2 separate regions of the Homo sapiens genome follow, and region 1 is linked to region 2. Evidence: chromatin loops called from intact Hi-C (ENCODE). Cell type or tissue: heart right ventricle. All regions are shown on one strand. Each heading gives the region's core, and the rest is flanking DNA. Links, peaks and the distances in the headings are about the cores only.

Region 1 (15,167 bases), core at 3,998-11,997, 150 kb before region 2:
TCCTTCTCTTTTTTTTTTTTTTTTTTTTTTTTTTTTTTTGAGACAGAGTCTCATTCACTCTGTCATCCAGGCTGGAGTTCAGTGGTACGATCTCGGCTCACTGCAGCCTCTGGCTCCCAGGTTCAAATGATTCTCCTGCCTTAGCCTCCTGAGTAGCTGGGATTACAAGCGTGTGCCACCACACCTGGCTAATTTTTGTATTTTTAGTAGAGACAGGGTTTCTCCACGTAGCCCAGGTTGATCTTGAACTCCTGACCTCAGGTGATCCGCCTGCCTTGGCCTCCCAAAGTGTTGTATGTAATACACGCTTGTAGGCGTGAGCCATGGCGCCCAGCCAAGGAAAGCTATTTCTTAAGCTGGATAATGGGTTTATGGGTGCTTCTGAAACTGAAATTTGCATACCATTTATCTAGGGGTGTTATTAAAATGTAGATTCTGGTTCAGCGGGTCTCGGGTGGGGTCCTGAGATCCTACATTTCTGGCAAGCTCCCAGGTAACGCTGATATTACCTGTGCATGAACCACACTTAGCAAGGCTTTATATTAATCTAACTTTCAGACTAGGGAGGGAGAATAGGAAGAAAGATGGCTGTTTTAATAGAATCGAGTCAATATACAATCTCAGACTTGATGAAAAATTTAGAGATCATTTTTCTCTCCAGAAGCTCTTGCCCAGTTTTTGATGAGCGGGAGACACTTCCTCTGTGTCTGCATTGACTACACGGGGACCTCCGCACCTCCCATGGGCATCTAATTCTAATCGGGTGAATCTGGATGAATTTGAGAGTGGGGCAATAACGTGGCGATGAAAGGACACCACGAAAGAGTTAAACCTTCTAGGAAGCAGAGTCCAACAGGCCCAGCCAAATGCAGAAGGGGTTGACCTGGCTCCAAGGGTTAATACTATTTTGTTTTCCAGGACTATTTGTTATATCAGGTTAGTGCAGGCAGAAGGTCATGGGGGTCAGCGGCCCCCCTCGCCATCCCCCTCCTCTCTCCCCTTCCCCCTGTCTCCTCCATTTGCAGCCTCATTGCCTCCTTTAATCGGATGACCCCAGACACTGAGCTTTCCTTGGGATTTTCTTGCCAGCGCCTTCAGACTCGTTGCAGCCGTTGCAGCCGACGCCAGCCGTCTCTCTCGCCCCGGCCCTCAGAGGCAGGCGCGCAAGCTAAAAGGCACTTTGCGAGAGGGGGAACCGTCCATTGCAATTTGTGCTGCGGTTTCTCTGGACAAGAGAGGATCAAGAAAAGGGTCCTTTGTCTTCTTTCGCCTTTTCTTTTCTTCTTCATCTTCCCTTTATTTCTCTTTGTATAAAATTGGTTTCCTCTCTTGGGTCCTTTGTCTTCTTTCGCCTTTTCTTTTCTTCTTCATCTTCCCTTTACTTCTCTTTGTATAAAATTGGTTTCCTCTCTTTTCCTCCTTTTGGTCATGTTTCTTTTCCTTATCTTCCATATTTGGATATTTGTATATATTCTTTCCTTTCCTCTCTCTTCTCCTCTTCTTCCTTTATTTTTAGAAATTCCATCTCGTGAAATTGATAGCAAAAGGACGGATCTTCAAGGCAGCTTCGTCAAGTTTCATTCCCAACCTGAAGAGGGTTCAAATCCCTGACAAATTAGAATAGGACTCTAGCAGCAGCGTTCTTTAACCACACTGAGCCTCAATTTACTGATTACAAAATGAAGTTAAGAATCTCAACCTAATGGGCTGTCAAAGTTAGCCAGAAAGCATATATAAAGCACAGAGTCTGGTATACATGGGTGCCCAATAAATGTTAGTCTTTTCATACCCTTAAGCCTTTTCCTTTTCCTCTCTGCTGTTCCTTTTTTTCCTTTAGCTATGTTGCTTTTAATAACTTTCTTTTACATTTCTGGAAAATTATCTACAGGTGGAGAATCTCTATGCAGAAAGTATGATGGTGGTGTAACAGGGACCTGGGTTTGCCACTTAATCGCTGCACAGCCTTGGGCAAGTTGATTGAAATTCTCTAAACCCCAATCTCCTCTTCTGCAAAATGGAATAGGATTTCTTTCCCTCTGGTGCAGTGGTAAGGATTAGATGACATCATGATCCTGGAAAAGGTGCTTCCCAGCACCTGGGAAGGACTGCTGATCATGTTGTCTTAGGTCACTGAGCACTAAAGGTGGCACCTATCACTGAGCCCCGTGGCCACTACTTAGTCTCTCTCCTGTCACTCACTCCCTCTCAGTCAGACTTTTATTTCTACTGTAACAGAGTGCACTATCAGTGCTCGCGTGGACAGGTTAAACTGTTAGTACTCATCCCTCTGCTGAGCCATTTGTTCATCCATCTATACACCCATCCATCTATGCATTGCCCACCCATCCATCATCTATCTGTCCATTTATCCATTGTCCATCCATCTATTCTTCATCCATACATCCATTCGTACATCCATCTACCCATACAATCATCCATTTACTTACTCAATCACCCACCTGTCCATCCATTTGCCCATCATCACAGTCACCCACCCACTTATACCTCTATCTCAGTTTTGCACTTATTCATTCATTACTCCACCTGGCTACCACCCATCCTATCCCATCCCAGCCCATCCATGTTTGTCATCCCATTCATCCATCCATTCATCCCATACTTCCCCATTGTATTCAAGCTCACATTTATCTACCCATTCCATCTATTCATCCATCCATCCATCCACCCATCCATCCACCCATCCATCCACCACCTTCCCGTCTATCCATCCATCCACCCACCTACCCACCCACCTATCCATTCATTCACACTTCCATTTACTCATCAATTTGTCACTTATTTACCTATGCATCCATTCATTTATTCAGACTGGTTGCATAATAAATAAGATTGGCCTAAATTATACCTTATCATAAAATTCTACTAGAAATTTCTAGAAACAGAAGAAAGAAACAACAATAACCACAACAGCAACATGATTTTGGAGCCATAGGGCCTTCTATTCAGTCTCCTCATGGAGCAGGTGGGGAGGAGGAAAGGGGCTTTGCTCTTGAGCACAGGACACATGCAGTTGGGTAGCTTAATGGTTTTTAAACTGGGTCACAAGAATCCAAGGCTTCTGTGATTGTGTTAAAGGGGTTATTGACAGAAGGGCTGCTACTTCAAATAGAATGGCTCTCCACCCTGTCTTACTTTTATATGGTCTCTGTTTAAGATTTAATTTGAAAAAAAAAGTTACTTAGCTGTTATGGAAAATTTTTAAAGCACAAATATAGTCACACATTTTAGATACTAAAGAAAAGTTCAGAAAAATCTGTCTTTTACCTTGCCAACCATAGAATAAAGAGGTAATCTCTCACTCATGTAGTTTTTTTTTTTTTTTTTTTTTTTTTTGGAGTGCTTACCATAAGCCAGGTAGTGGGCTAACAATTAAATGGACCATCTCATTTAATCCAATAATGACTCAGTGGGGTTGGTATCATTATCTCCATTTTTCAGATGAGGAAACTGAGGCTGACAGACATCAAAGTACTTGCCCAAAGTCACACAGCAATTAGAACAGTGGAGTTAGGATTTGAACCTAGGAATTTTCTCCAAAATGCAGCCTGCCTGCAGTGGGAGGCTAATTACCCTCTAAGTTGTGGCCAAAGGGGCAATGGAGAAGAAATAGCAATAGGGCTTGTGTTCTTATGTCTTTCTTGGTTAGTTCTTCATTTCCTCTTTCAGCTTTTACAATGAACACCAGAGGGGATGATGAGACTCAAATACCCAACAAACTAACATTATAGATTCTTGGATTTAGAAAGGACTGAGGTTAGTGATTTTTAAACTGGGGTCACCAGAGACCAAATCTGTTCCCCAAGTTTCTTCAGAGGTTTCTACTGGACATGATCAGAAGTCACTGTGTCATGATGGATGTTAAACAGACCTGGCTTCATGTCTAGGGCTGGCCAGTTACTAATTCCGTGACCTTGTAGAAGCGACTTTCTTTCTTGAAGACTCAGCTTCCTCACTGGTAAAAGGCAGACAGAAATAATACTTATGTTATAGGGTTACTCTGAGAGTTAAATGAGAAAATGCGTCTTGAATGTTACATAGAGTTCCTGGCATATAGTGACTGCTCAGAATTTTAGCTATCGTCTTCACCATTGTCGTCATAATTATCATCATTTGTGGCTCCATGTGAGTAAGAACCTGCGTGACCTAATAGCACTAAAGCTAAAGAAATGGTCTGAAAACCAGTGACCTAAGACAACATGATCAGCAGTCCTTCCCAGATAATAATTATTTTTCCAGGATTTGTTTATAGGTCTTAAAGTGACTTTCAGGCCGGGTGCGGTGGCTCACACCTGTAACTCCAGCACTTTGGGAGGCCGAGGTGGGCAGATCACCTGAGGTCAGGAATTTGAGACCAACCTGCCCAGTATGGCGAAACCCCGTCTCTACTAAAAATACAAAAAATTAGCCGGGTGTGGTGGTGGGCGCCTGTAATCCCAGCTACTCGGAGACAGAGGGAGGAGAATCACTTGAACCCGTGAAGCGGAGGCTGCAGTGAGCCGAGATTTCGCCACTGCACTCCAGCCTGGGCAACAAGAGAGAAACTCCATCTCAAAAAAAACAAAACAAAAAACCCTCTGGTGTTAACCAATATCATTGCTATAGACTTAGAAAATTTCAAAGCTAATGGCTGGAACTGGGTTGGAGTCTTGTTGCCTTTTCTTGTTGGGAATGATCTGGGATTAAAAAAAATTTTTGAGTTTTCATTATTTCCCTAATTAAGAAGAGTGTGTGTATGAAAGAGAAGGGGATGAGGGAAGGAGGGAGGGAGGAAGAGGGGGACAAAGAGGGAGAGAAACTTGGAAAAGCCTTCAAACCTCTCTGAATATCATTCCCTTGTCTATAAAATGAGGCAAATACTTCCAAGTATGGTTCCACCACAGGCGCTGGAGAGAGAATAAAATTAGAAAAGACAATATTTGCTGAAGGAGTTCTATATACCAAACCACTGCTTTCAAACACATTGTCTCTGTCTATCTTCACTACAACCACAACTCCATGGAATAGCTATTATTACCCCAAATGACATGATGAGGAAGCTGAGGCTTGCACAGGCACAGTAGCCTGCCCAAGGACAGGTAGTTGGAAAGTACAATTCATTTGTTAATTCACCAACTATTTATTTGGTACTGCGGAATTCACGTCTCTGTGTATTTTAACTTCTGTCCCCAAGCAAACATATGCAGACACCAAAATACCAGTTTGAGATAAGAGTGGGCTTGGCTTTCGCACGTGTGACTGTCTTGTTAGATTATTATTATTGGTTGTGGTAGTAGAAATAGTAATAGTATTTATGTCAAAGATAGAGGTAAGCAAATATCTCTTTGAGCTTGTTTTCAGTATTAAATTATACCACTATTACGCTATAAATAACCACTTCTATATATTGAGCACTGGCCTGGTATATGTTCTTGATCTATGAGCTTTACGTGGTCACCTCACTTCCATTCTAAGCAAATAAGTCACTCTTTTATCTCCATTTTACAGATGAGAAACTTGAAGGAGTCAGTCCACAATAATTTCTGGAGCATCTACTTTGTACTACCTGCTGTTCTAGGCACTGTGGTTTCACTGGTAACAAGGACAGAACTACTGTCCCCAAGGAGTTATGTTCTAATTGGTGGATGGGAGGACACAGATTAGGAACACAGAAACAAATGAGGTAACTTCTGTCACTGGTAAGTGCTTTAGAAGAAGAAATAGGGTCATTACATAGAGGATGATTGCTTTAGGAGGTCAGAAAGGGAGGTGTCTCTGTGGAGGTAACATTTAGTTCAAATTTGAATAACGAGAAAGAGGCAGAGACCAGCAAAGGCTGCACATGCAGAGGTCCCAGGGCGGGCACAGAATGGATAGAGGTGGATTAATGGGTTTATGTCCCACAAGCTGTTCTCTGCACTTGAACTCAGGGCTGTTCCCATAACCAATATTCTGAACCATCCTATTCTACTGCCTGCCTGGATACTCCATCAACTGGGGAAGGCTGCAGGTAAACTATGACTCTGCTGCGTATTTTCAGGGAAGAATTGTCCAGAGCTGTCATTTCCCAGGAAGCCAGCCAATCTCTTAGGAAAATGCCAAGGATGCTTGTCCCAAGAGAAAGTTGCAAAACCAAGCCTTAGATACCTGTAGCTCTTGGTTGGCCAAAGGGTAAAACTCCAATGAGAGCTCATGTTCGTGTCCACTGTAAAGCAAGTGAAGTTGTCTCATCCTGGGGTAGCTGTTAAATGTCATGCTTGCCCTCCCCAAGAAGTCCAAATATAAGCTGTGCATTTACTATGCTCTGGATTGGGGAAGAAGGGGTTCTAGTATGTATAAGTTGGTACTTCCCAAACTTCAGTGTGCTCCCAAATCTCCTGGGGAATCTTGTGAAAATGCAGATTCCCATTCAGTAGGTCTGGGGCAGTATCTGAGATTCTGCACTTCTAAAAAGTTTCCAGATGAGCTGAAGTCACTGCTCACGGAGCATACTTTGAGCAGCAAGACTATACAATGCTGAGTATTTCAGAACGAAGAAGAAAGATTACAAAGCAGTGATTGTACCAGCCACTGCTGATGGAATATTTATTAATCACCAGATGGCTTTTCATTTTGCCCTCCTGATATGGGTTGGGCATTGCCATTATCCCTGTTTTACAAGTGAGCCAACTGAGGCACTAAGAAGTTAAGTGCCTTGTCCAGTGTCACCAGATGGATGAGAGGTGGAGCTCAGGCTGTCTGCCTTCCAAGTGCACCTCACCGCCTATGTCTCTTAGGCCCCCCACTTTCCACCTGGAGGATAGAGTTTCCAAGTGGGTCAGAAGCTGCTCTCCAAAGCTGGTTGGATTTCACAACTGGATTAATAGACTCCATGCTGTCTCATTTGAACTAGGCACACACCCAAAGATTTTAGGTTCACCTGTCAGGTGCAAGTGTTTCAGCGTATTCATTGCCAAGACAGAGTTTCTATGCCTTATAAGGAAGCATCCAGCATTGCCTTTGGAAGGATTTTAGGTGTCAAAGGAATCCCACCTGCGGGAATCTTGACAGGCTCAGCTAACCCCATTTTCCAAAGACCTCAAAACCCAGTGGTCTGGATGAATGAGAATAAATGTTTTGGGGGCAACATGAACCTGACACGCTCCGCGTTAGGTTCCCACCATTGTGGAAAACAGGTCAGTGGAAAGCACCAGATAATAAGTAACTCCAAAAAGGGATGATGGGCTAAGTACAGACTTCTATTTCTCAGGGCATTTGGCAGGGACCCTAACCTAGACCTGGACTGGGGGTTGTTGAGGGGGTGTCATGGATAAAACAACGTGCTCCCTGCCCGGGACAGCAAGGACGTTTGACCCCACTACTTATCCTCCCTGCTTGATTCCATCAGCTGCAGCCTGTTCCAGGGTTTATTCAGCACTGGCAAAGAAAGCAATGCCATTTTCTCAAATAACAAAGTATCAGTAGAGGTTGCCCCCTCACTGAATCTCCCCGACGGCAGGCACGAGTTTCCAACCCAGAAAGACATAGATTCAGAGGCAACTCAGAAGTATCAAGGATTCCCCTCTCCTCCTCCCTCCGACAACCGCTGCCACCCCCACCCTAAGCCCTCCCCACCCTTCCTCCCTCCGCCCCGCCCTCCTCCCCCCGGGAGACTGGAGGAACTTGGCAAGCCATCTCGTCGCCAATCAATCTGTGGTGTAACAATTAGCACTTAGGCACCACTCATGCTAAACACACGCTTAGAAAACACTTATAAAAAAAAAAAAGGAAGAAGAGTCATCAGAGGTAGAAGCCAGGGCAGCACCGGTGGGGGGACGCCAGGGAGCGGAGCCAGGAGGAGGCCTGGGGAGGAAACAGATCAATGCGCTGTGGAATGGAAAGCATCTGATACCCTATTATTGACGAGGCCAAAGCACTTTGAGGCGTGTTTCCACCGTGAGCAATTAGTCTGCGAGACCGCAGGAGTTAAGCTAACACTGGTAGCCCCCCCATCTTCCAGTTGGATGACACTTTCATTGGGTAGCGAGCCCCCGCAGCAGTGGCGCCAGCCTGCAGCCGTAATGGGGCCCATCCGCGGAAGGCCGAATGCTCCAGTCTCCCAGAAGGCCCCCCTCGCGCCCCCCACCCCGCCCCAGCTCCCCCCACCCCACTCCCGGTAACAGAATCCAGTCGACACAGAGTGTCTGCGCGCCTGTGAGCTGCCTAAATTGATTGTAATGGTTTTATCACGCGCAGAAAGAGCTGGCTGTTTTCTCGCCTCTGCTGTCGGCTTTCATAAACGCCCAGGCAGGAGGAAGTGATTCCTCTTCGGGAGCACTGGATCAGATGAAAGGCAACTTTTGTTTGTTGGCGAGCAACTCGCAGCCTCCGCCACTGCCTGTCTCCAACCCTGCTCTAGGCATCTTCGCTGGCTGTGCACACAACAGAGACTCAGACAGCGTCCCCCGACTCACCCCACCCAACAAACAGCAGGGGGTGGGGGACTTGTTTCTGGAGCCAGTTCTGGGTTCATCTCTGGAGGCTTCAGTGTCTGGGGTAGGGAGTTTCAAGGACGGATTGGGTAGAGAGAAGAGTAAATGAAGATGGCAATGATGATCAACAATGATAACAATGAAGATGAGGATAGCTAGCTAGCATTTCTGAGTGTTTATCCCCAACCAGGCAGTGTGTTTAAGCACATCGTAGATATTTCTTGGAATTCTTACAGCGATCTTATGAGACATTATTTCCCCCGTTTTGTAGTTAGGGGAATTGAGGCATAAAGAGGCATGTGAAATGGTCATGGTTATCCAGGGAGCAATGAGAGGAGTGAGGGAAATTAGAGCCCAGTTCTGATTCCTAATCTGGTTCATTCTCTATGCGCCATATCGCTTCTTTAAATTTGGTAGGGCGAAAAGACATGCTGTCATAATACCTCAGGTACTGGGTATTCCCCAAGGATTGCGGAAATTTGAACCTTCGAATAATTTAGGCTTAAAAGAATCTAGACCCAGCCAAAAAAATTGAAAGCTAAATGAAACACCCTTTGGTCCAGCCCCGCTTAAATATTCGCCAAGTTCTTTTTCATCACCTGGTCTCTAATCTCTCTGTTCCCTCAGCCTGGAATTCCAAACTCTACCCTAGATATGCTTGTGAGAACGCCTACACAGTCTTCAAACGTAACCTCTTCCTGGAAGCCTCTTTCTTCCTATCCCTTGCACCCTGTCTAGACTTCTATGGCCCCAGCAACATTCCTTTCCATTGTGTTTCTTTATTACCTATCTTCCCATTAATGTTAACTCACTGCGTATTTGTTGAGCTCTTACAGTATGCCAGTCTCCATATTAGGCTGAAAGCTCATTGGGACATGTTTTATTCATCTTCACATCCACAGTGCCTGGCCCATAGTCTGACCCCAGCAAATGTCAGTTTCATGAATGATGACCAAGATCATGGGCTAGCCCCCTGTTTTTGCAAATAAAGTTTTATTGGAACACAGCCACACTCATTCATTTATGTATTCCATAGCTGCTTTCATGCTACAGTGGCACACTTGAGTAGCTGTGACAGAGACTGCACGTTCTGCAAGCCTGCAATTTTACTACCTAGCTCTTTACTAAAATGTTTTCTGATGACTGATCAAGGGGATGATCAGATAATTTTCCAAACTTTTCATTTTGTTTTCTGTATGTAGCTAGCATACTATTGTTGAATAGCTACCTGTGCAGTTTCTACCCTCTAGTAAATTGATTGGAGACATGCATCTCATTTTGATGTCTCCCTGTGCCTATAACCTTTGGTAGTGCCCTACACAGTTTGTGGCTTGAGCATGTGACCTGTTTTGGACAATGGGGTGGTAACAAACTCACTTCAGACACTGGAAACTGTGTTTTGTTTTGTCGTTTTTTTTTTTTTTTTCTGCTAGTCACCACCATGACAACACCCTCTACTGGAAAGGTATGAGTCATCCCAGCTGAGGACATCCTAAACCAGCCAGCCCCCAGCCAACCTATCCGCTGACCACAGATGCATGAGTAAGACAGCTGTACCTAGCCCACATCAGTAGAACTAGACAACTTGTCTCTAGACAACTAGACAACTAGACTCAAGTAAGATGGTTGTTGCTTTGAGCCACCAAGTTCTGGGTTAGTTTGTTACACAGCAGTAACTAACATATGTATACTTAACGGGTGTACAATTTATGACTCCAAACCAGGTGTTTTAATGAATCACCTGCAGAAATGACCCAGGCATGCACCATGAAAACAAGAATTCCTTTGTGTGTTTTGGAGGTGGGTGAAGATGGAGTGTAGTCTATTGTTTTATAATTTTTTATAACTTTTTTTTGAGATGCGGTCTTGCTACGTTGCTCAGGCTAGTCTCAAACTCCTGATCTCAAGCAATCCTCCTGCCTCAGCCTCTTGAGTAGCTGGGACTACAGGCATGCTGTGCCTGGCACATTTATCTGTTCTTCCTACTTTGGAAACACCTCTGTATTTGGGGAAAGTGGTCAGAATCATTTAAAGAAGGTGAAATGCCAGTCTGCAGTAACAGTTTTCTGGCAATGTCAGGGAGTGATCCTGTGTTTTGCAGGAAGGACTAAGCCAAAGGATTTGATGCAACAGCTTTGGAAATTATCTGGATTTTACTGATCAGGGTATCCCTTAGCTGCACTGGCAAAAATAACCAAATCGGGATGTAACCATGAAATTATGTGTCCGCTGTGCTTGTTTCTAATGTTGTAGAGCATAGGTCTATAAAAAGCTACTGGAACATGCCATTCTTTGCATTTCAAAGCCTGGAATTTAACCAGCAGATAGTTTTCTATGTGTTCCTGAAGATTTCTTTTCTCTTCTTCTTCCCTCTGCTCCCCCGTTCTCTCTGTTCTTATCTTCTATTTCATGTTCTCAAGCTTCTCTGCATTTCTACACTGACTTTGGGGTAGGGTGTCATCTGTCTTTAGTACACCCAGCACAGTAGGAGAAACTGTGAGAAACACACTGAAGACAAATTCGTAATTTATTCCCCAACTAAAGGTGCTGACCCCTGCTTTTCATAAGGAAACACAATGGCTGTCATTAGCCCCTTGGTATTGGTGGGAATTTCCTGCCTACATTACATTCTGGATAAAATCTTTAAGGCTACAATCCAGGCACAAGCAGAAGAGATGGCATGAAGACGCTATGCTCCCAGCACCACTCCCCTGCAAAAAAGGGAATGTGACCAAGGTCAGAATGAACAGATGGTTTGGGAGGAGAAAGCCAGAACTCCTATTCCACCCTGGAGCAGGACTCAGGCCTAGGGTGATAGGTGGTAAAGTTATAATATTTCTCCAAGAGTAAAGTGGGAAGGATGAGCGTTGATAATCCCAAGGGCCCATGCACTCTACAATTCTAGCCTGGGAGGATTCAAAGTGGAGTCCACTGTGATGATGGAAGGGAAGCTGAATAGCATGCAGTTTAAAGAAGTGCAAATGGATGCGATTGTACCTGGCAAGTGAAGTCTTGAGTCTTTTATAAGGTGGTCCCTGAGTTGGTCAAGATATTACTCTCAGGGATGTTGGGAGCAGAGCTATCTCGGGAACAGGTCTGCAGTAGGGGAGGGGGTGAAGAATGCTGGCAGATGGTGTGGGTGAGCTGCATAGCAATTTGGAAGAGGACACATGTTTCCAACCCAGATCCCCCCTGAACCCTCCCATGGTCAGTGGGGTTCTATTTGAGCCAAAATGAGGCTCAAAGATTGGTTTAAGTAATGAACTTGCGAGCCCTTTCTATCCCATAAAACACATCCAGGCATTGCTAGAATGAATTAATGAGCATGTTTATTCATTTCCTAGGACTACCATAGCCAAGCACCACAGACTGGGTGACTTAAAACAAGAGAAATGGATACTCTTGCAGTTCTGAAGGCTAGAAGTTACAAATCAAGGTGTTAGCGGGGCCGTGTTCTCTCTGAAGGCTCTAGGAGAGAATGTGCTCCATGTCTTTCTCTTAGCATCTCCTGGTTGCTGGCAATCTTTGGCATTCCTTAGCTTGTAGATGCATCAGTCCAATCTCTGCCTCCATCATCATGTGGACCCTGTCCTGTGTGTCTTCACATTTTTCCCCTGTGCATGGCAGCCTCTGCCATTTCTCTTCCTCTTATTAAGGCACCCCCATCATATTGGAGCAGGGGCCACCCTGAGGACCTCATCTTAACTTGACTCCATCTGCAAAGACCCTATTTCCAAATACAATCACATGCACTGGTATGGGAGTTAAGACTTCAATGTATCTTTTTAGGGGACACAATTCAACCTGTGACAACATGAAAAAAATAAGCCTATCATGGAAGATATCTATGCATTGGCTTCTAGTGAGGAGTTAAGGAGATTTAAGGTGTTCCTTATCATACCCCCTTAAGCTGATTTAAGGTGTTCCTTATCATACCTGCTCACCTCTGAATGCAGCTGCAGCTGCCGGGCAGAGGTTCCTGCAAGCTCAGACTCAAATTGACAGTATGCTATCCAAGTGCGCACCATGGCCTCTGTGAAGCTGTAGGAAGCTGCCGAGGCCATGAGCAGGAGTCACTGGGGGTGACCCTCAACCAGTAGCAGGTGGAGTTAGGGTCTAAATGCCTCACCTTGATCCATCAACGGGACATTTCTGGGATGTATTCCGTACACTTCTCACAGCTTCCGACGGTATTTATATCCCATTGTCTACACAGCTGCTTCATATACGAAGTAGCCTCAGCCGGGTGTGGTGGCTCACACCTGTAATCCCAGCACTTTGGGAGGCTGCGGCAGGTGGATCAAGAGGTCAAGAGATCGAGACCATCCTGGCCAACATGGTGAAACCCCATCTCTACTAAAAATACAAAAATTAGCTAGGTGTGGTGGAGCATGCCTGTAGTCCCAGCTACTTGGGAGGCTGAGACAGGAGAATCGCTTGAACCGGGGAGGCAGAGGTGGCAGCGAGCTGAGATTGTGCCACTGCACTCCAGCTTGGTGACGGGGTGAGACTCTGTCAAAAAACAAAAAACAAACAAAAAAAAATAGCCTCATATTGGCTTTTCCTTCTTCCTTGGCTCACTCTGTCCATTCCCTTGCACCTGAGTCCCGAGGTCACCTTGACCTCCCCACTCCGACCCTCCCCCGCCATGTTACCCCCACCACCAATAAAACTACTTGTATCCAAGTCCTTGTTTCATGCTCAACTTCTGGCAGATTTCAAACTAAGCAGACAGAGGGGGGGAGAGAGAGAGAGAGAGAGAGAGAGAGAGAGAGAGAGAGATGGGAAATGGAGAAGATCAGAGATACTTGTTTTTAAATCTAGAGCCTAGCTCTGGCCCTTTAAAGAATGATAAGAACAAAACTATTTGCTATGTGCCAGCCATGGTGCTAAGCATAGTGTATGCACCATCTCTTATAATCCTACTGTCGTGGGTTGAACTGTGCTCCCCAAAATGATATGTCTACATCGTAACATCTACAATCTGTGAATGTGACATTATTTGTAAGAAGGGTCTTGCAGATACACAAAAAATCAAAATTAATAGATTTTGCTGTGGATGCAGTGGAAAGGGAATACTTCTACACTGCTGGCGGGAATGTAAACTAATACAAGAGCTATGGAAAACAGTATGGCAATTCCTTAAAGAACTAAAAATAGAACTACCCTTTGATCCAGCAATCCCACTACTGGGTATCTACTCAGAGGAAAAGAAGTCATTATATGAAAAAGATACTTGCACACACATGTTTATAGCAGCACAATTCACAATTGTAAAAATGTGGAACCAGCTCTAATGCTCATCAGTCAATGAGTGGGTAAAGAAACTGTTACATATATATGATAGAATACCACCATAGAAAGGAATGACTTAATGGCATTCTTAGTAACCTGGAGTAACCTAATCATATTCTCACTGATAAGTGGGAGCTAAGCTACAAGGATGCAAAGGCATAAGAATGACACAATGGACTGTGGGGATTCAGGGGAAAGGGTGGGAAGGTGGTGAGGGATAAAAGGCTACAAATTGGGTTTAGTTTTTCTGCTCGGGTGATGCGTGCACCAAAATCTCACAAATCACCACTAAAGAACCTACTCATGTAACCAAACACCACCTGTTCCCAATGGACTGGAAATAAAAAATATGGAAATTTTTTTTATGGAAAATAAAATATGGAAATAAAAAATAAATTAAAAATAAAATTTTTTAAGAAAGAAAGGTCTTGTAGATATAATTAAGAATCTCAAAGATGAGAACACACTAGATTATCAGGGTAGGCCCTAAGGGACAAGAGTCCTTGTAAGAGGCACGCAGAGGAGAGATACACGTGGAGGAAGGTGATGTGAAAATGGAGGCGCTCTTTCTCTTCAGTGAGGCGGCTGAGCTGCAGACTCAGAGATGCAGATCTTTATGAACACCCTCACGGGCAAGACCATCACTCTTGAGGTGGAGCCCAGTGACACCATTGAGAATGTCAAAGCTAAAATCCAAGACAAGGAGGGCATCCTGCCTGACCAGCAGTGTCTGATATTTGTGGGCAAACAGCTGGAGGATGGCCACAGTCTCTCAGACTAGAACATCCAGAAAGAGTCCACCCTTCACCTGGTGCTGCGCCTGTGAGGTGGCATTATTAAGCCTTCCCTCCATTGGCTTGCCCAGAAATACAACTGTGACAAGATGATCTGTGCCAGTGCTGTGCTCACCCCCGTGCTGTCAACTGCTGCAAGAAGAAATGCGGCCACGCCAACAACCTGTGCCCCAAGAAGAAGGTCAAATAAGGCTCTTCCTTCCCCACAGGGCCTCATGGCCCTGGGGATCAATAAAGTGTCCCTTTCATTGACTGGAGCAGAAAAAAAAAAAGAAAATGGAGGCAAAGTTTGGGGTAATGTGTCTATAAACCGAGGAGTTCCAAGGACTACTGTCACCACTGTCAGCCACCAGAAGGTAAGATGGGAGCAGGGAACAGATCCTCCCTGCCAGCCTTCAGAAGAAATGAGCACTGTGGACACTTCAGTTTCCCACTTCTGGCCTCCAGAACAATGAGAGAATGGATTTCGATTATTTTAAGCTATCCAGTGTGTGGTCATTTCTTGCAATAACCCTAGAGAATGAATACACCTACACAATTCTATAAGTTAATGATTACCGTATCAATATTCCACTTTACACATGTGGAAACTGAGGCATAGGGAGTTTAG
Region 2 (15,167 bases), core at 4,864-12,863:
GTAGTAAACTTAATATAAGTAGATTGAGTCACATATAAAAATTGAAATTATAAATGAATTAGAAAAAATATAGATGAACTTTTATTGAACTCAGGTTGGAGGACCCTTTTTTAATCATAAAAGATGAAACTACAAGTTATATATTAAACCAAATAAAAAATTAAAACCAGAAAATATACAAATCAAAATAAAGAGGACTGTAAGTTGAAAATATAGACATTATGGAAGTAAAATGATTAGCGATTTTATTATATGAAGAGTTAGTGTAAATTAATAAGAAGATAAATGTATAGATAGAAAAATCAGGCTAGGGCTATGAATGGCCAATTAAAGTTATAAAAAGATAATCAACAGCAGCATTATAATAAAGTCAATGCAAATTAAAACAAGAAGATAGATACTGGTTTTTTGCCTATCAAATAGAAAAACAATATAGAATAATAATTATTGAGGTGATGGGAGTAAGAATCAGATTATCAAAGATATTCATCCAGATATATATACAAAGATGGTCATAAAATTACAATAGGGAAAAAGGAAATTAGCTGTTCAGCAGTAGATTCTTACAAAAAAAAAGTCATAATGCAAAAAAGGACAATCACAGCGGGGCATGGTGGCTCACACCTGTAATCCCAGCACTTTGGGAGTTGGAGGTGAGCAGATCATGAGGTCAGGAGATCAAGACCATCCCAGCTAACATGGTGAAACTCCGTCTCTACTAAAAATACAAAAAAACTAGCCGGGAGTGGTGGTTGGCGCCTGTAGTCCCAGCTGCTTGGGAGGCTGAGGCAGGAGAATGGCGTGAACCCAGGAGGTGGGGCTTGCAGTGAGTCGAGATCACCCCACTGCACTCCAGCCTGGCCCACAGAGTGAGACTCCATCTGAAAAAAAAAAAAAAAAAAAAAAAAAAGAAAGAAAAAAAAAAGACAACACATATAGTGATTAAAACCATGATCTTAAAGAATAGAAAGAAATATTGGTGATAGATAAAATGAAAAAAAGTTACAGAGTAATCTAAAGAGCGTGATAACATTTTTTGCCACAACCCCAAATATATAGATATCTACAACCAAGCAAGAGCGTCAAGATGGAAGAAAGCATATAGTGCCCATGGTTTTCTGATTGGTGACTTTTATTTTCTTCTTTGCACATTTGTTAATGTCCTGAATTCTTAAGTGTTGCTGCTTTAGTCATAAGAAAAACATTAAAAATGTTATAAAAATAATTTCAATCTGGCTGATCAACAACCTGACTGTTCTTTGAGCAGTCTTCATTTTTAACACATAATGATTCACCTATGTTATTTAAGATTTGTCAAATCTGTAGGTCAGGGATAAGCAGAATGTTTAGTGGGATGATGAAGGCTCAAAAGAGATTCCAATCCATAAATATTTTCCTATGGGGGCTTCTCAGTGCATTTGAAATAAATTGTTTTAGATTAAAAATTGTCCTTTCCTTTCCCCTCAAAATTCAGATACCTCAGAAGAGGTAACAGTATGAGACCTCCAAGGTGCTCAATAAATATTGGTTGACTTGAATTGAATCGAAGGCAGTGGCAGTACAAGATAACTTTGTTTATGACATCAGTTTTATCTAATAGCTGTAATTGATTTTATTTCTGGGGTTACTCTGTAATTGGGATGTGAAGAACAAGAGCACATAGGAATGCTCAGTATAAAGGTATAGCCACTAAAAAATAGGTAAAGAATGGAATACGGGATGCATAAAGCACATTTCTCTAAGCACATAGTTTTTCTCAGATTCATCCTTATAATTTGGCAGATAGACACTTGATTGGTTGTTGATCCTAATAAAATATTCATTCATCCATTTATTCATTCACTCATTTATAGCCCTAAGAAGTCCATGAGCCCTGTGGTTCAATCTCTAGTCTCTATCACTGTTAATGAAACAAACAATCAAAAATTAATTTCCTATAACTCACATTCTTTATTTGTACTTCCTGTACACTGTGAAACAGACATAAAACCTATGGGCCATGGACCATTTCTCTTATTTCTATTCTCTCTTCTTGTGATTCTGTATAATAAAATCTGAACATTCAGTAGAGCAACAGTTGAAGCCTCTAAGAGAGAAAGGGAAATAAGCTGAAGGGCTAGACCAGAATTCTCTTTGTGTGTAGGCAGAAGGACAGATGCCTGCTATGTGTTAAGCACTGTTGGAGGTGTTTGAGGTACTTCACATCCCTTCTTAATTTTCTTTTTTTTTTTTTTGGAGATGGAGTCTTGCTCTGTCACCCAGGCTGGAGTGCAGTGGCGTGAACTTGGCTCACCGCAACCTCTACCTCCCGGGTTCATGCAATTCTCCTGCCTCAGCCTCCCAAGTAGCTGGGACTACAGGTGTGTGCCACTAAGCCCAGCTAATTTTTGCATTTTTAGTAGAGACGGGGTTTTGCCATGTTGGCCAGGCTGGTCTCGAACTCCTGGCCTCAAGTGATCTGCCTGCCTCGGCCTCCCAAAGTGCTGGGATTACAGGTTTGAGCCACTGTGCCCAGCTTCTTCTTATTTAATTCTCATACTAACAATACAAATGGAATAATTTCATCCTCATTTTGTAGATGATGAAATGGAAGTTTATATCCAACATATATACTGACTTGCATATATCTAATTTAGGATTAAGATGAGCATACCTCCCACTTTACTTCGTTCAGTCCCACAGTTTACTTCTGTTGCCTTGATATAATTGGTAATAGCATCTTTGGATGATTGGATAAAGAAACTGGTATTTATATGCAGTGGAATATTATTCGGCCATGAAAAAGAATGGAATCATGTCTTTTGCAACAACATGAATGGAACTGGAGGCCATTATCTTAAGTGAAACAACTCAGAAAGTCAAATATCATATGTTCTCACTTATAAATGGGAGCTAAATAATGTGTACACATGGACATAGAGTGTGGAATAATATTGGAGACTTGGAAGGGTGGGAGGAAGGGAACGGGTGAAGGATGATAAATTACCTTGGGATGAGAATTTATATTGTCACCTATTAGAACATTACTAGCTTCAAATTACAAGAAGCAAAGATTCAGAAGAATTAGACATCAGGGATTTTACAATCTCGTAGACAAAGAAATGCAGTTAAGATGGTTCCAGGGTTGAGTAATTCAGCAGCTCAACAATATCATTGAAGTCAGAAGCTCCTTCTGTCTTTTCCTTCACCAGCCCCTCTAGGTTGCCTCTGCCTCTGTTGGTTGTGCCATTTCAGGTGTCACTTTCTCTCATACGCCCATGGCTCAAGCCAGAAAAATGTCCATTCCTTCTGTGTTTATTTACAGAGCAAAGAAACCTTTCCAAGTAGCTCCTCGCAGATGCCTGCTCATGGGGGTCACATGTTCTCTCTTCATCCAATCATTAGCAAGAAAATGGGAGGAGGAGTTACATGATTGGCTTTAACCAATCGGGATTTTTTCAGCAACACAGGAGCAATGAAAGAAAAACTGGGCTCTTCTAGAATGGAAGCTGTGGAAAGGGGTGGTTGGGTAGGCCAAGCATAGCAACTGCTACAAACTAGTAAGTGAGGAGAGGCCAGCCAGTTCTAAAGGACCACGGAGACTACTCTTTCCATCTCCCCAGCCGCCCTCCCTTAAACACTGTGCTCTCCAAGGGGTTATGTCTGAAGGTTGGGCTTGGTGGGGTAGGTCACTGCATGAGAGAAAATGCAAACCAATAGCTATAACAATGTAATAAGGCCTGTAGGAGCCTACGAAGGCACTGAAGGCGTTCAAGAAACAGTGGCTTTTTTACAGTGTTAAAGGGTGAAGAGGAGCTTGCTCTATAGCTGTTAGTAGGGGCCAGTGCTGGGTATTTCAGCTAGAGGGAGCTGCGTGTACAAATACCTGGAGATGAGAAAGAGCCTAGTGTGTTCACAGAGCAAGCGGCACTGCGGTAGTGATAGAAGAGGAGCTTGGGGAGGTGAGCAGAGCCACATCCCAAGGGGCAGGTGTAACTTGACAAGAGGAGGAGATTTATTCCTGGGGAGTCATTGACAGGTTTAAACCTGAAAGTGGTCAGACTTCCTATTGTTCCTCTACGGAAGTTCTATTAGCAAGGAGTCAAGACTTCCAGGGCAGATTTCTTTTCTTTTCTTTTCTTTTCTTTTCTTTTCTTTTCTTTTCTTTTCTTTTCTTTTCTTTTCTTTTCTTTTCTTTCTTCTTTCTTTCTTCTTCCTTCCTTCCTTCTTCCTTCCCTTCCTTTCTTTCTTTTCCCTTCCTTCCCTTCCCTCCCTTCCGTCCTTCCTTCCTTCTCTCTCTTTCTTTCTTTTTCTTTCTTTCCTTCTTTCTCTCTTTCAGATGGAGTCTCACTCTATTGCCCAGGCTGGAGTGCTATGGCATGATCTCAGCTCACTGCCATCTCTGCCTCCTAGGTTCAAGCGATTCTTCTGCCTCAGCCTCCCAAGTAGCTAGGATTACTTGGGTGGTGTGCGCCACCACATCCAGCTAATTTTTGTATTTTTAGTAGAGATGGGGTTTCACCATGTTGGCCAGGCTGTTCTCCAACTCCTGACCTCATGCGATCTGCCTGCCTGCCTGCCTTGGCTTTCCTAAGTGCTGGGATTATGGGCATGAGCCACCGGACCTGTCCCTTTTATTTCTATTTTTGTTTAAGGGGCTGGGAATCCCAGCTGGTGTGTTGTAGAGAGATTACTCATGGCTAGGGGTGAGGTGCACAGCTCTGAAAATACTTAATTTTGGAACTTTTACAGAAGAAGGACATCTCTTTTCCCCGTCTGTGTATTCTTGAGACTTTGTGGCAGAGCCTGCTATATGTTCACAAAAATTCTCTTCTTTCGCCTCCTGGGCACAAGCTACATTATGTTCCCCAGTGTCTCTGGGAGTTGAGTAAGACCCTGTGACTAAGTTATGGCTAATGGATGGTGGGCATTAGTGATATTCCCAACTTCCAGGCCTGGCCCCTAAAAACCTCCCACATCATCCTTCATGCTCTCTCTTCTCATCTACTTGCCAAAAGAAGAAGACTTTAAAGACATAGAAAAGGCAGAGCTACTAAGTGGAAGGATTCTGGGCCCCTGAATGACTGCATGGAACAGAGCCCTCTACCAACTCGCATTGTATTTAGTTTTATTGTGATAAACCACTGAGACTTCAGAGTTTTGTTTTTACAGCAAATAAAACATACCCTGCAGGTGTTTGTGCACTCTTGAAATACGAGGGAAAGTGGCAAAACAGCTTCTTGATAAAGTCACAGAAAATATACTGAAGTATGAGGAAGAGTACATTGATGAAGACTCAGAGGGGCTTATCTGTGAAGCAAAGACAAGGAAGTCTCATCTTGCTTGGCTGTGGTGAGGGCTGCATGATACCATGTATGTAAAGCACCTAGCACGAGTTGTCTCTTAATGGAATAAGTTAGGAAAAGTGTTTTGGAGTTGGTAGCTATCAGTTTTATAAATATCTGTAAAAAAGAAATAATAAGAATATTTACCTCGGTGATTTTTTGTAAGAATTAAAAGAGATGATGCTTTTAAAGCACTCACTTAGTACAGGGCCTGTAAAATAATATGGAAGCTTCTATAATAGTAATGACTGCTTCTTATCGACATTACTGCTGTAAGACATGACTGGGCTGTGACAGCAGGAGGTTTTAGGAGGGAGAAAGCGTTTCAGGCTGGAGCTGTGTTGGGAGCGATGGAGGGAGGGGCAGAAAAGCAGGGGGGTGGCAGGGGGAAGGGGAGATGAGATGCATGACACCAGGTGGAGCAGTTGAAAAGCTCTGTTTACAGCCCGATGACCACTTCTGCCCAGACTGAACCTGGATCATTCCAATTGCCACTGGGCACACATCTCTGCAGCATGCTGGCGCCTCATCATATCTCGAGTGCTGTTTCCAAGAAGCTCAAAGGGCTTTCTGGAAGTTATCTGCTGGCTTGACCCAGCAGCCCCATGTTATCATTCCCATCTCACAGATGGAAAAACAGGACACCGAGTGGTAAACCTACTTACCGAAGATCACAGTGTGAGTCAGTGGCCTGTGTGCAATCAGATTCTAGATTTCTCCATCGCAGGCCCCTCCTGCGGCTCCTCCAGGCTAGCTTTGGGCTGGGCCGCCAAGCAGGCTGCATTTCTTTTTTCTCAAAGAGAGCCACTAAGCATCCAGATTCTGCATGTGATTTAATTATTAGCCAGATCCTGATCTTTGATGACAAGAAGTTTGATTTACAGACTAAATATTCTCCTAGGTGCTGGCGGACATTCTATACTTTTGTTCCTAGCATTTATTATAAAATTGTTCATATAAACAGGAAAGCTGGAAGAATTTTAGTCAATACCTATATGCTTAGGATCTGGATTCTACAATAGACACTTTGTTTTATTGTACTTTATTAGCTGAACTACTTACTAAGCAGAGAGGTGAAGTTGTCATCTTTGACAATGATAGTCAAAGTAAGTGATGCTATTAAAAATTATTTAAATATCTGCAAATGATTAAAAAAATGGTTTAAAAAAATTTAAGTCTTTCAACTCACCGGTAGACTAGTATTTGCTATCAAAGTGAGGTTACAGTAGATTTCAAGAATGTTTGCATGCTTAGTATATAACCTAGCATGAGTCTTTCAAAATAAAATGTCATGGCATTTCACTAGATTGGTCTAGTTTTAAAAAAGAGAAGACCCCCGTCTCCAAAACAAACAACAACAAAGCCCAGAGATCTGGAACAGGGAGTGTGGCCTACCTGCAGCCCTGGAATAAAGATACACTTACTTTAAGGATACTATATATATTTAGTGACTTAATACACATTTAGGGGAAGTGTGTATTAAGTCAAAAGATAGAAACTGCTTGACTAGAAACTTGAAAGGGCCAAATAAATTGTTAGATTAAGTGTCTTCTTTTATGGTTAAGGCCCAGAGATGGCAAGTCACAGAGCAAAGGCCTTTCACTGACAGTATTGGACCAATAACTTTAACTTTCTTATTTATCTATCTATTTTTAGAAATAAGATCTCACTATGTTGTTCAGGCTGGAATGCAGTAGCTTTTCACAGGTGCGATGATAGTTCACTATAGCCTCGGATTCTTGGCCTCAAGTGATCCTCCTGCCTCAGCCTCCCGAATAACAGACTACTGGCATGCACCACGGTGCCCAACTAGACCAAAACTTCTTATACTGGAGGCAGAGTTGGTGAAAAATACTCAAATGGCCATAGCATTTTGTCTCTCTCCCTTCCCCCAATTCCAGCCATCCCGGAGGCTTCAACACACAGGCTCTTTCTTTACAGGGACATGTGAGCTTAAACAGTGAGCATTAGTTATGACTGCTGCCACCAGAGTAGCTGCCAGAAATAGCCCTTTTGGGGCCTGGTGTGGTGGCTCACGCCTGTAATCCCAGCACTTTGACAGGCCAAGGTGGGTGGATCACCTGAGGTCAGGAGTTCAAGACCAGCCTGGCCAACATGGTGAAACCCTGTCTTTACTAAAAATACAAAACTTAGCTAGGCATGGTGGCGGGTGCCTGTAATCCCAGCTACTTGGGAGGCTGAGGCAGGAGGATTGCTTGAACACTGTAGGTGGAGGTTGTAGTGAGCTGAGATCGCACCACTGCACTCCAGCCTGGGCATCCTGGGCAACTCCATCTCAAAGAAAAAAAAAAAAAGAAATATCCCTTTTGGGGAGTTGGTGTGGGGGGAAGTGTTGTCTGGGCAAATTGGCTTGAATGTGGATCTGAGCTGCTTTCATGAAGCAAAGCTGCCCAATGAATGTGCTTTTGGCACCACCTTGTTGGCCTTCTTGGCCCAGTGGCTTTGCCCCAGATGCAGTTTCTGAGATGCTGACGCATGGCAACTCCTGAGCCCCCTTGTTGTTTAACTACTGATACTTTCTGGATGCATCCCCTGGTCAGAAAAATGAATACACAAATAAACCCTATGTCACTGTTCTTCTCCCATCGCTCCTGAATTTATTCAAGTGCAAAAGGGGCTGGTTCCACTGAGATCCCTGCTTGCATGTTTGGTGCAAAGCAGACCACCAGGCCAGGACCCATTCAGATAAATCTAGCCCCATCTCTTGACCCCCAGAGCCGTCTCAGAAAGGGTGGTTTATAAGCTCCTGGCAGAGGCTTGCACTGCAGGAAGGAAGCAGCAGAAACTCACATCCCTGCTGTATCAGTTTGTCATCTTTGGCCTGTGCAACCCTCGGAAACCTTAATCTCTCCAGGCGTCAGTCGGGATTCTGTCCCCTGCACTAAACTCATTTAAGGCAGGGGAGTGTGTATTAATAATGAAGATAACCAAACAGCCCAGGCTGTGATATTCCCTGACCTGCCCCCAGGCAGGCCTTAATGACTGTTTGTGAAGTGCGCCAGAGCCTTACATGAAAGGCACAGGTGAGCACAGTCCTGCCCCCTGAAGTCAGGACACCTGCTGAGCCTAGCCCCTTGTGGGGTCCAGCTATTCCTGCAACCGCTGGCTCTGAAGGCCTTGTCCCTGCAGGCGGGCCGGCCATGCAGAAAGTGCCACAGGATGCTGAGATGGGCAGGGGACACGCAGAGTTATGGGGAGGAGCCCAGGGCGAGAAAAGAAAAGGGAAGATACAGACAAATGAGTGAAAGAACGGAGAAGTGAGAGGGAGTTGGGGACGCAGAAAGAAAAGATGCAGAGAGAGGAGGACAGGCAAGGACTCGGAGAGACAGGGAAGGGAGAGAGAAGGGGAGAGGCAGGTCAGAGTCAGAAAGATGGAGAGAGGGAGAGAAGACAGACACAGGGAGAGGGGAGGGACTGGCTCCAAGTTAGGTGAGGAAGAGAGAAATAGAACAGGGAGAGAGGGAGAAACTAAGAGGGGATGCTAAGAGAGAAGAGAGCGACAGAATCAGCAGGAGGTGGAGAGAATCAGAGAGGTGGGGAGTAGGAGACAGAAAGGTCAGGAAGTGCACAGAGACAGGTACAGGAGACAGGGAGCAACTGGAGACACAGACACACATGCACACGCACACACACACGAACACGCGCGCACACACGCTCGCGGCGAGGGCTGGGGAGGGAGGGAATTTAGGGGAGAGGCGCAGACAAGAGACAGACATGGGCAAGTCACACACTTTCGGGAGAGACATCGCAGAGGGAGAGGGAGAGGAAGGGCAGGGGAGGGGAGGGGAGGGGAGGGGAGGGGAGCCCGCTCCAGCTGCCCACCCATCCCCCGCCCTTCCGCAACGCCAGCATCCTGCGCCCCTCCCCCGCCGCCTCTTATCAGCGGCGAGCGCGGCGCGCGGCGGCCTTGGGCTCGAGGAGGCGGCGCGGCGCGGGGCCTGATTGCAGGTGCGCCGGCGCCGCCGAGTCTGCAGCGGCCGCTCAGTGGCCGGCCCGGCGGCCGGGCGGGTGGCGGCGGCAGGCACGGCGCGAGCGAGGGGCGCGGGGGCGCGGCCTCCCCTTCGCACGCAGGGCGGTAGAATGAGCCGCACGGCCGCGCGCCGCTCGCCCCTCGCCCCGGGCCGGCCGTGAACTTGCCGGGGCCGCCTGCAGGGAGAGGCGGGCCCCGCTGGCACCTGCCGCCCTCCGCTCCCAACTCCGTCCACGCCCGGGGCTCGCAACCCACGCGGACAGGAGACTGCTGGCTATTGGCACTGTCACGACGCTGCTGTGTTTGAGCAACATCTATCTTGAGAGAGATTAATAAAAACAGCGACGTTTTCCAAAGATGCCACTGTTCACAGGACATCCATTGTTTTTTACTTGCTTGGCTGAAGTTAGCAGAGCCTTGAATAGCAGGGCCTACCTGGCTTTGCATCTGAACTTTGCCTTTTTCTAACTGTGGCCTTGGGCTAGTGTCTTGCCTCTCTGCATCTCTATCTTCTCCCCTGGGAAACGGGAAGAATAAAGGTGTCTGCGTCACAGGGATGCCGGGAGGTTAAAGACAGGCAAAGATATAAGTGGTTCAACAGTCCCCAACACATAGAAGCTGTTCTGTAGGACCAGGCTGGTGTTATCATCATTAGTGGGGCTGGGGAAGGGTTGACAAAGGAGCTGGTGGACATCCACCTCCTGCTAACCCCAAGGATCGGTGCCTCGGAGTCTCCTTCCTCTCGGCTGCAGGAGGCCAGGAGTCCTGGGTGTGCCTGCTGGCCTCCCTCGGGAATGGCCAAGTCAACTCCTGGCTCAGGGTCCCATATTCCTTCTCAGAAAAATGGGCCTTGGGCCATCAACCCAAGACTCTAATAACCTGTCTTTCCCCGAGGGTTGCCGAGGATCCAAGGGCAGGGTGGCTACACGCCTGATTTGGTATTGATATCTGGTTCCATCTCTAAGAGCTCTGTAGCTTTGGACCAGGTCATGTCACTTCCCCTAAGGCGCAGCTTGGCAATAGCAGCAGTGGTGCCTAGGGGCGTTGTGGGGATTATCTGGGTGCTGCAGCCCTGGAGCTGGGATTTTTCAGACCTCCGTGTGTGAAGTCCTGCAAGCTGAGAGCCTCCAGATGACCCAACTTAAGATCCACCCAAGCATGCACAGCCAGGACCCGCTCTCCCAGCTGCCGCCAACCAATGATTGGGCATGGCAGAGGTGCTAGAGCCCAGCCTCTCCTGCCTGGTTTGGGACTGCTCTGATGGCCGATCTTTGCGGGCCACTCCTCATCACCAGGCAGAGACTTTCTCGGAGTGGACCAGACCTATCCTGCAGGCTCTTCCTGCCCAGTCCGCCTCCCTTCTCTTCTTCCCCTGTGGGACCTGCATCCTGATGTGCAGGTTCTCCTGGACTACTCCTGCTTCATTCCCCTTTATCCTTCACAGACATCTCCCTCAGTAAATGTCTCATTCCATCTAGACTTCCGCTTCCCAGAGGACTGAAACTAACACAATGAATTAATATGTAAAAGACTCACATACAAAGCCCCTAGTAGGTGCTAGGAACTATTATTATTATTATTACTATTATGATGATGCCTTCCTGCTGTCAGCATTCTAACTGAATATCCTGAGCAAATGAGCTTTTTCTTCCTTTCTGTCCCATTTTCTCTCTATTCTGCAAACACTTCCCGAGAGACCCTCCCAGAAGCCAAGCTGCATGCTTCCTGCTGGATTTACAGAGCTCAGCCCCTGCCCTCTTCCTGCCCAGCAGGGGAGACAGAGAAGAAACAAGGATGATAAAAGCTTGGATAGGCAGAAGCAGCAAAAGACAGCAGGCTGGAGGAGGGAGGAGCAATCAGGGAAGGCCTCCTGAAGGAGATGATGTGTGTTACGTCATGAGAGATGAATGAAGTTATTCACATCACCCAGACAGAGGGGAGGATCCATACCCAAATAAGTTAGGCAAATGAAACACAAACCTATGGTGGGGCCAGGTGGGAAGTTTTCCGTTGGGAGGGTTTGAGAGTCTTTCTGGAAAGGGTGACATTTAATTTGACACTGTGGTATAAATACGAGGGCTGTGTTGCTGAATGGTTAGATGAGTGGGGGTCTCAAACTAGTCTGCTTACCAGAGCCAGGCAGGTCAGAGACATGAGTGATGGGGAATAAGGAGGCCCCTCATCTGCCAGGGGTTGGCTGCTCTTCATTTATAGTCAACGGTTGCCACATGGAAATGCAAGCCCAGGGGGCTAGATTTTCTGATTTTGCAAGGAGAGCTGGATATTTTAATGTGAAATTTCCCGTTTTCTTTTATCTTGATGACTCAGCAAAAAAAAAAAAAAAAAAAACATTAAGGGAAATGTAAATAAAACCAACAAACACTGAGCAGGTTGAACAAAACATATCCACGTGCCAGATTTGGCCCTGGAACCACCAACTTGAGACCTCTGGGTTGAAGCCTCGATGTTGGAAGAGAGGGCAGACCCAGATATCAGATCAAACAGGACCTTTGATGGACGTTCAAGCATTTTACTCTTCAAGTATTGACAAGGCCTCTGACCACCTAGCCTCCCTTGAATTTGAGCTCTAAGCGTTTTGGGATTTAGCATGAACTTTAACCCTTCTCTTAAAATCAGCTGCTCCTGAGACAGCCTTGTGCAAAGGGCATTGTGGTTCAAACAAGGAGGCCCAGAGGGTCCTAAGGCTGCAAACACCACGTCTGAGCACTTTCTTCCAGCTCCTGGTGGGTTTGCCACAGGGCAGGACGCGGAGCTTTCTAGAACCACAGGCTTGACTCCCATTTCTCCCTCACTAAAATGATGGCTCTTTCCTTAATCCTTTCTTGGGGCTGCCCCATCTTTTCCAGTTTTCATCATCATTAGGACTGGGGCATGCTGACCCACACACTGAAATGAAGCAAATCAAATAAAATATAAACAGACCTGTCAAAATCCTTTCAAAACAGCCAAAGGGAAGTTCCCCCAAATTAAGGCAGCGCCTAGGAGCACAGTAGTCAGAAAGAAAACCTTTTAGCTGCAACCAAGAACATTCCCAGCTGAGGTATTTCATTATAATAATGGCCTATCTTGGATAGGCAATTTAAGAGAAAGGTTAGTGGCTGAATACAGTTCTTGCCCTAAGAATGCCAGAAGGCTATACAACAGGAGCCTGTACATTCTTCAGCTGGAGGCAGGGAATTTGATTTGATACAGGTTTATTTCCCTGGTTTTGAAGCCTAGGCATTGCAGATAGTCTTTGTTTTCAGACTTCCAAGGGAGGCTTGGCTGACAGACTCCGATGGGAGTCTTTGATTACTTCCAACTACCCATTAGTTAATTGCTCAGAGGTGAGGAGCTTACAGGGCAGGTCTCTGATGATCCTCGGGGTACCCTACTTGCAGTGGGATTAAGTCAGTGAGATGGAGCACACGCATGCCTCCAGGTCCTTGTGAATCCACACAATCCTCTCTGTGTGTCCCAGGGAGAGCAGACTCCAGCAAGAGCCCAGCCGTGGCAGTGTGGTTCTGGGGCCTCCAGAAGGGGCGACAGGCCTTGAGAGTGTTTAGTTAACATGGAGGAGGGAGACTTCCATTCATGGATGCACGCAGGGGCTATTTACTGAGGGCCTACTCTGTGCTCCCTGGGCGTGGCTGCAGGCAAAATGGAGTTGATGCTCTCAAGGACTTGGTTCTTTCCTGGCAAATGGCTATTAAATAGATACTTATACAAATGGCTTGATTCTAGGTATGACATATGCGGTAAAGTAGGATAAGGTGTGCATTAATTTCCTATTGCTGCTGTGACAAAGTACTACAACTGGGTGGCTTAAAACAACAAAAAAATATATTCCCTTGCAGCACTGGAGGCTGGAAGTCCAAAACCAAGGTGTTTGTAGGGCAGTGCTCCCTGTGAAGGCTTTGCAGGTAAAATCTTTCCTTGCTCCTCCGGCTTCTGGGGAAACCCTTGGCTGCATCACCTTCTGCTCTCTGTTGTCACATGGTGTTTTCCCTGTGTGTCTGTTCTCCTTTTCTTATAAGGATGCTAGTCATGTCAGAGCAGGGCCCACATGGTGACCATATCTTAACTTGATTCCATCTGAAAAGACCCGATTTCCAAATAAGATCAAATGCTTAGTTCCTAGGGTCAAGACTTCAACCTATCTTTTGGGGGGAACGAAATTCACCCCCTGCTAGCATACTGGGAGAACTGATGTCGTTTTGTGGTGGTAGGTCAGGGGAGTTGTAAGGCTTCTCTGAAAGGCTGAAGCCTAAAGAATGTATAAGAATGTGATGTTTGTTTCTGAGGAGTGGAAAAACATTGAGGTTAGGAAGGGTTTGCCCAGGCAATAAAGACAACCAAGGAAACAGGAGAAGACCCAGTGATTCTTTCCAAAGTCTTCCGAACTTGTGTCAACAACCTTGTAGCTAAATCCATTCTTCCGTATCACACCAAAAATATTAACCGGATGCACTTTTACTTATTCCTAAGAAATTTCTTCATGCTAGGCTTGTGTCTGGCCTTGTACCTGGACCTCGGGTAAAGATATTAAAATCAAACCAAGGCAGAGAAATTAAAATCACATGGAAAGTGTTTTTGTGGATGTCCTGAGTGAGAAAATGGAAGAGACGAAGATAAAAGTAAGAGGTGTTTCAACAAAGGGGAGAAGAGACTAGGCTTTGGAACATGGAAAAATGGGTTTGAATTCCACTTTTCTTGCTTCTGAGCCTGCATGAACTTGGCCACAGAAGGTAACCTATCAGTGCCTTGGTTTCTTATCAGCAAAATGAGTTACTAATAACCCCTGTGACTCCAGCTTGCTGTCCAGAATAGGTGAGTTACTGTCAGCAAAAGGCAAAGTACTGTGGCTGACATATAGTAAGCATCCAATAGATGGTGATTACCATGAAGACTTGACCAGGGAACTAAGGAGAAATTATCCACACATGAGATGTTAAATTCTAAAAGACATAGCCAAATAGCAAGATGGAAATAGAAGTGATAGCACAAAGCAGAGAATGATTAGTTGTTCAATGAATTGAACAAATAATAATTGGCATAAGAAAGAGACTGAGCTTGGGAGCGGAAATGTTTCTGATGAGATGGACTCACAGGGTCAGTAGGATTTAGTTATGCAGATGGCGGCAAGGTGAGGGCGTCCCTACAAAGATAATGGGGTGAACAGAGTCATGGACGAGGCAAGTTTTAGGTGTGCTTTGAAAATAAGGAATTAAAAAAAAAAAAAGAAAGAAAAGAAGGAATAGTTTGACTGGAAGCAGATGGCTCAGTTGAGAAATGAAATCCTGGCCCATGTTTGTAAAAAGGAGCTTGGGGCTTATAGTGGTTTCAAAACACAACCACAAATTCTTGCTACTCTGCCTATCAAGAGGTGGATGCTAATTCTGTCCCCTTGGATATGGAGGATCTTTGTGACTTTTGGTAGAAATGATGCTATGTGACTTCTGAGGCTAGGTGGTAAGGTCATAAGGAGGTGCAGCTTCTGCCTGGCCCTCCCTCTTGAGACATTCACCTTTGGAGCTTTGAGCCCATGGTAGAGGGAACACAGAGAGAGATGACAGAGAGCAGAGATGTCCAAGGAGCCCGAGCTATTTGAGCCCCAGTTGTTTAATCTCCCCAGCCCAGATGCCACATATGTAAAGGAGAAAGCCTTCAGGATGCCTCCAGACCCTGCCACTATCTGACTCTAACACAATCCATCCTGCTGAAACTAGTTGCTTCCTAGAACCATGAGAGATGAGAATAATACATGATGGTTGTTGCTTCACGTCACTAAGTTTGGGGTGGTTTGTTATGCAGCAGGAGATAACCAGAGCAGGACTGGACTACGAAAGTCA

Evidence for each region. Peaks named below come from ENCODE experiments on the same cell type or tissue, not always from the same donor. Only the 100,000 strongest peaks of a DNase experiment are listed, where the experiment ranks them.
Region 1: a loop joins it to region 2, with 3 times the contacts of the local background. A loop is called at or near these places in 4 of 110 quality-filtered maps.

The regions. Positions count from the first base shown.
Region 1 is chr12:115,592,184-115,607,350 of GRCh38, reverse strand. All of the region lies in intron 1 of LOC105370003 (a long non-coding RNA gene), which reads left to right. LOC105370002 (a long non-coding RNA gene) reads left to right here. Exons shown (of 6, transcript NR_188487.1): 3 at 5,506-5,696; 4 at 9,902-10,010. It also overlaps the pseudogene UBA52P7. Among named protein-coding and RNA genes, the nearest start is that of LINC02463, 290 kb to the left of the region's middle. In heart right ventricle, for the core only: no CTCF peak of the experiment used is centred there; a DNase peak (open chromatin) is centred at 7,837; H3K4me3 peaks cover 786 bases; H3K27ac peaks cover 1,916 bases; H3K27me3 peaks cover 5,594 bases.
Region 2 is chr12:115,446,199-115,461,365 of GRCh38, reverse strand. The region is part of intron 2 of LOC105370003 (a long non-coding RNA gene); the gene reads left to right. Among named protein-coding and RNA genes, the nearest start is that of LINC02463, 430 kb to the left of the region's middle. RefSeq lists a silencer at 9,341-9,450. In heart right ventricle, for the core only: no CTCF peak of the experiment used is centred there; a DNase peak (open chromatin) is centred at 9,183; H3K4me3 peaks cover 937 bases; H3K27ac peaks cover 1,652 bases; H3K27me3 peaks cover 1,001 bases.